Regions from separate parts of the Homo sapiens genome. Here region 1 is linked to region 2. A link is a contact called in ENCODE Hi-C or POLR2A ChIA-PET data. All regions are on one chromosome and are shown on one strand. Each heading gives the region's core, a stretch centred on a gene start or an enhancer-like site at or near the end of the contact. The rest is flanking DNA. Distances are from core to core; before and after follow the strand shown.

Region 1 (2,700 bases), core at 153-2,652, 230 kb before region 2:
AATTCTGAAAAAAAAGCCCTGCAGGGTAAAGCATGCATAGAGAACACTGCCTGGCACATGGAAAGTGTTTGAAAACGGTTAATATAAGGAGCTCAAAAACCATTTACAAAATGAATGAATAGACCAGGCATAGTGGCTCATGCCTGTAATCCTAACACTTTGAGACGCCGAAAGATCGCTTAGTCCAGGAGTCTGGGAACAGCCTAGCCAACATAACAAGACCCAGTCTGTACAAAATCAAATAATTAGCCAGGCATGGTGGCGTGCACCTCCAGTTCCAACTACTTGAGAGGCTGAGGTGGGAGGATCGCTTGAGCCCAGCAGTTGAAGGCTCAGTGAGCTGATTGTGCCACTGCACTCCAGCCTGGGGGACAGAGTGAGACCCTGTTTCAACAAATATATAAGAACTAAAAACTGAATGAATGAATGAACGAACATTCCAACGACCATGTGACTGTTTTGTAAAGAGGAGACTGATGAAGGAAATTATCGCCAAGGTGTTTTTATCCGTTTATGAAAGCCATACTTTGTATTTGGGTTGCTGCAGCTGCTCAAAACAATGGGAGAAACTGCAGTTATAAATTCCAGAAAAGCCTGTGAATGGAGTGAAAGTGGAGTGGGTGGTCAAAAACCAATGGCCGTGGAGGCTTAGCTCTCTTCACAAGGCACACAGCAGGTGCTCAATGAGTGCCTGTTGAATGAATGGCCACGCAGCCCAATGCGTGCCTATGCACCCCTCCTCCTCCAGGCAGCCCTCCGGAGGTCCAGCCTCCTCCCCACCCTCTTGGCCCGCCCCGCCCCGCCCGCCCTTACAGGATGTCTTCGCGGATGGAGGTGCCATGGTTGAGGTTGTGGAAGCGGACGGAGACGCAGTCCCTGAGAATGAAGGAGCACCTGTTCTCCCTTTTGTAGGCGCTGAAGCACTCCTTGAAGTCCTCATAGGTCTTGAAGCAGCTGCCCAGCTCCATGGCCGCCCCCACAACCCACACTAGGGGCTGGTCCCAGCCCGGGCCCAAGATCACACCAGGGGTCAAAGGTCACACTATGAGGGTTTATAGGCAGGCGTGGGCCCAGAATGCCTTAAGGGTCCGCCCCAACTGGGTGGCCTATTCTGGAACTCAGGGAGGAACCCTAGGCCTGACCGGGTTACAAGAGGAAGGGGGTGTATTTGCTATCTGACAGGGGAAATGACACTCAGTCCATATTATCCAGTCCCGAGGTTCCGCCTCCTCAGCGACATATCCAGTCACACACAGGATTCGCAGATTGGCATTCATTTTCTCCAATTGCTAGAGAAAGAGGGCCACAGCCACCAGCGGACTGACAGGAGTCCTGACCAATCATAACCTAGATTCCTCCTTCCCGGGGTCTGCAGGAGACTTCCGGTTACTAGGGCAATCTGCCGGAAGAGTCAGGTTCTGTGTATGTCTCCGCGTCTTCCGCGGAGCGGGTGTGCAGGGCCTGCAGCATTGAACTAGATGTCGTCCCCGCAGGCCCCAGAAGATGGGCAGGGCTGTGGCGACCGCGGCGATCCCCCTGGGGACCTCCGTAGCGTCTTGGTCACGACCGTGCTCAACCTCGAGCCGCTGGACGAGGATCTCTTCAGGTAGCCGGCAGCTCCTGCCCAGCATCCCCTCCTTTAGGGCAGAAACTTGATCTTGACTGCCGCCGCCCGGGGCCCCTGGCTCCGGGACTAGTATGGCTCTGCGTGGGATGCACCCTCTGCCACGATTAGGAGAGAACTCGCCCCCAACAGAGCTGTCCTCTCTGCTCTGGCTTCCTCCCTTCCTCTCCGCGCTGCGAGGTCTGCACAGCTGAGCAAATATAGTGGTGACCTGAGAGACCCTGCTCGGCAGCCTGCCCTAAGCCTTCACGGGGGAGCTAGCCCAGAGAGGGCAGTGATTTGCCCAAGGGCACACAGCTGATGGATCAGCCTTAAAACCGACGCCGCAGCTCCTTGTGTCTTCAGTATCCTTTTCTTCTCACAATATCCCGCCCCCAGTACCATTTGGTGGGTCTGGTTTCTCATTACTTATTCTGAGGCCTAAGCATGTTTTTTTCTTTCCCAGCATCGCTGAAGTTCTTGACTGCAGCAAGGGTTTCTTTCTTTCTTTGAGGCGGAGTCTTGCTCTGTTGCCCAGGCTGGAGTGCAGTGGTGCGATCTCGGCTCAGTGCAACCTCCGCCTCCCGGGTTCAAGCATTTCTCCTGCCTCAGCCTCCTGATTAGCTGGGACATACAGGCGCGCCACAGCCCAGCTAATTTTTTAACTTCTTTTAGTAGAGACGGGGTTTCACCGTGTTGGCCAGGCTGGTCTCGAACTCCTGACCTTGTAATCTGCCCACCTCTGCCAAAGTGCTAGGATTACAGGCATGAGCCACCGCGCCCAGCCCCCTGCAGCAAGGCTTCTAACAGCTTTGACCTCCAAGGCTTCTCCTGGCTTTACTGGAAGTTATCTTACTTTGAGCTCCCTTCCTTCCACTTAAGGAATTGTAAATAACTTCTTGGAGGGCTATTTGATTTTTGTTTTTGAAGACAAGATCTGGCCCTGTTGTCCAGGCTGGAGTGCAGTGGCACGAACATGGCTCACTGCAACCTCGACCTCCTGGGCCCAAGTGACCCTTCTGCCTCAGTCTCCCGTTTAGCTGGGACCATAAGCGCTTGCCACCACATCCAGCTAACTTTTTTATTTTTAGTAGACA
Region 2 (2,700 bases), core at 120-2,619:
TGACTTGAGGTCCTTGTGCTTCGGATGTGGGCACAGTCTTGGATAGAGGAGTTGGGAAGCAGGATGCACATCCCAGCCCACTCTCCCACTCACAGGATGCTCATGCAAACATTCCCACAGTAGGTAGAACAGCATATGTTATTTGCTTGACAATCTCGGTGAGATTCACATAAGTGTTTGCATAGATATAGTTTAGGCTGCTGCTGGCAGACTTTGATTTCTGGGGATAGCTGTGTTTCTGACAAGGAGAATAGAACGGTAAATAAACGCAGTTTCCTAGAGAACATTTTTCTCAAGCTGAAGCCTCCTCCAAGACCCTTGAACCCAGGTCTCAGTCATGATACTCCTGGATTCCTTCTTCATAGAACTACCTTCCTGCCCATCACCAAATCCTAGTGATTGGTCATATTTTAAATCCTGTCTCTCCACTGTACACCTTACCCCATTAGACCACAATGCCTGGGCTTCCTGGACCTTCTCCACACACCAGCAATCAGAACTCCATCTCCCTTACTAGTCATGGCCTTGGTGAAGTCACCACCAAAGAATCTACAGTCTGATCCTGAGAGCTCAAAGAAGCATGAGACATCTTTCAAACTCTCTCCTAGTCTCTGAATAGTAGAATTCAGAGATGAGGATCAACATGCCTCTTGTCTCTCCCTCTCTTCTGCTCACTGTCACTGTCTCTAGTCTTCCTGCCCCTTCTTTAGTTCCCTTTCCACCACCACTCTCCTTGCCCCTTTGATGATAACCTTAACTTGGCTCTGTGTACCCCAACTTTTGCTTGTCTTATGTCCTATTTCCCTACACTTATACCCATTCTACACCTACACCTACCGTCATAACCACTTCTGAATCTTTACTCCTCACAAATGTGCATAAATCAAATAATAATTGTCTTGCTTTCCCCACTGGATTCTCAGCCCTGGTGCGCCTTTCACTATGGGATGTGCCATTTCTCTCTAAGTATTGAGAAGGAACAGCAAAATATGCAGGTTTCTTCTTCATTCCCATTACTATTCCCAGGGCCAGCTAAGGGGCTGGAGGGCCATGGTTTAGGGACAGTCCAGAGTCTACACAACATTGTGGTCAGAGCTGGATATGCAGAGAGTTTCCAACTCCTAGGTCCTACTCAGACTGGACACAGGCCCTCCATTCCCCCTACCCAATTCCCCCTCACCCATCCAGCAGCCCATCACCTACTCTGCATCCTCTTCTTGTCACGGTATCCTCCCTGGGCCTGCAGCAGCAGCACACAGAGAACCAGGACAGGCAGCAGAGTCTGGGGTGCCATGACTCTGATCAGATCGTGAGCCCTATGTCTGGCCAGGTTGTCACAGACTTCCCTGCAGAGCTGTCTACGGAGAGTGAAGGAAGGAAAGAAGGAATGATCTTTAGCTCCTCACTGCCTCTACTGGCCAAGTCGGAGCAGAGCAAGAGAGTCCTTCCTCTTTTTGCTTGCCCCTGGCCTTGTCGTTCGTCATGTGGGATAGGGCTTCCGCAGGAATGACGCCTCCTCCTTTCACATAACCAGTCTTGTGTTCTTGCCGATAGAATGAAAGATATCATTTATTTCTGCTTTCTAATTACAAAATGTTTTATGGAAAAAAGAAAAGAAAAAATATATTGTTAAAAAGAGTTGCTTAGAATTAACTGATGTTTCATTGCATTATCTTTTAGTTTCTCTCCATATTTAATATAAACAATCCTTTTAATATAAACAACTTTTGTTATCTATTTTTGCCACCCTTATTTAATCATGTAAGTATTTCTCAAAATGTGGATTTTCATAATTGCACAGCTCTCAAATGCTAATAATCAAGTATTTGTATTGTACTAATTACTAATAATCTAGAGAATGTCATATTATTTTTATTTATAAATCTTTGATTTCTTTAGACTAAGAGAGCTAGAATTCCTGAGTGAAAGAGTAAGTAGCTGTTTCATATATAAATGTATATAAACACATACACAGATATACATATACAAATTTAAACACACATAAACACACAGAAAGAGAGACTATTGTAGGGCATGGGACAGAAGGGCTAGTGGAGAAACATAGTAAATATCTTAGAGCTCAGACAGGGGGAGAGACCTATCAGTCAAAGGCTTGGCAGGCTGTCCAGGAGGAGGTGGTCACTGACCTTGAATATCATGAAGGAAATGAACTCTCAGAAGTGAAGATGTTTCTTCTTCCCTAACAGGAGAAAGAGGGGACAACCTAGGGTCACTGGACTCCCAGTAGGCATGCAAGCTGGGAAGAAGATCACCCTCTTCCTCTGATGATGATAATCTTCTAAAGATTTGAACCTCTTTCTGACATTCTGAACTCCTAATGCAGACTCCTTCAGTCCACAGTTGTAATTTACATTCAAAGGAAGCTCTCTAGCCTTTCCCCCATATCTCACCTTATGCACCTTCCTCTGTATCCTTTGCGATATCCTTTATAATTCAAAAATTCTGATATTTGTACCTATAGTTTACAGAGTGGTATTTGACCCTTCCCAAAGGCTCTCTCTTTCCTAGTTTTTCTTTTTGTCCACTCATAAATGAACAATTTAGAGACTGGACACTGTCATAACTATCCTAGCAAAGAGGGGTTATATAGAGGAGAATCATCATCTCAAATAGAAGCTGCATTTTCCTTACCCAAGCATCTTGCAGCCAGTGCCACAATGTAAATATTTTGGCTAACAG

What was found. Hi-C counts contacts between places; a loop is a spot of excess contacts on that map. ChIA-PET counts read pairs that join two places held with the same protein, here RNA polymerase II (POLR2A). Pooled maps may share reads with other maps.
Region 1: a loop to region 2 is called in a pooled map, with 4 times the contacts of the local background. The contact joins the promoter of ACOT8 here to the promoter of WFDC10A in region 2. A Hi-C loop is called at or near these places in 2 of 50 pooled maps. POLR2A ChIA-PET finds 5 or more read pairs at or near these places in 2 of 52 experiments (A549 and WTC11).

Annotation. Positions count from the first base shown.
Region 1 is chr20:45,856,094-45,858,793 of GRCh38, reverse strand. ACOT8 (acyl-CoA thioesterase 8) reads left to right here and starts at 1,402. Exons shown (of 6, transcript NM_005469.4): 1 at 1,402-1,606. The coding sequence starts at 1,479. ZSWIM3 (zinc finger SWIM-type containing 3) reads right to left here and starts at 1,180. Exons shown (of 2, transcript NM_080752.4): 1 at 814-1,180. The coding sequence starts at 968.
Region 2 is chr20:45,628,408-45,631,107 of GRCh38, reverse strand. It overlaps WFDC10A (WAP four-disulfide core domain 10A), which reads right to left and starts at 1,369. Exons shown (of 2, transcript NM_080753.3): 1 at 1,204-1,369; 2 at 1-238. The coding sequence starts at 1,294. The coding sequence ends at 90. All of the region lies in intron 1 of WFDC9 (WAP four-disulfide core domain 9), which reads left to right.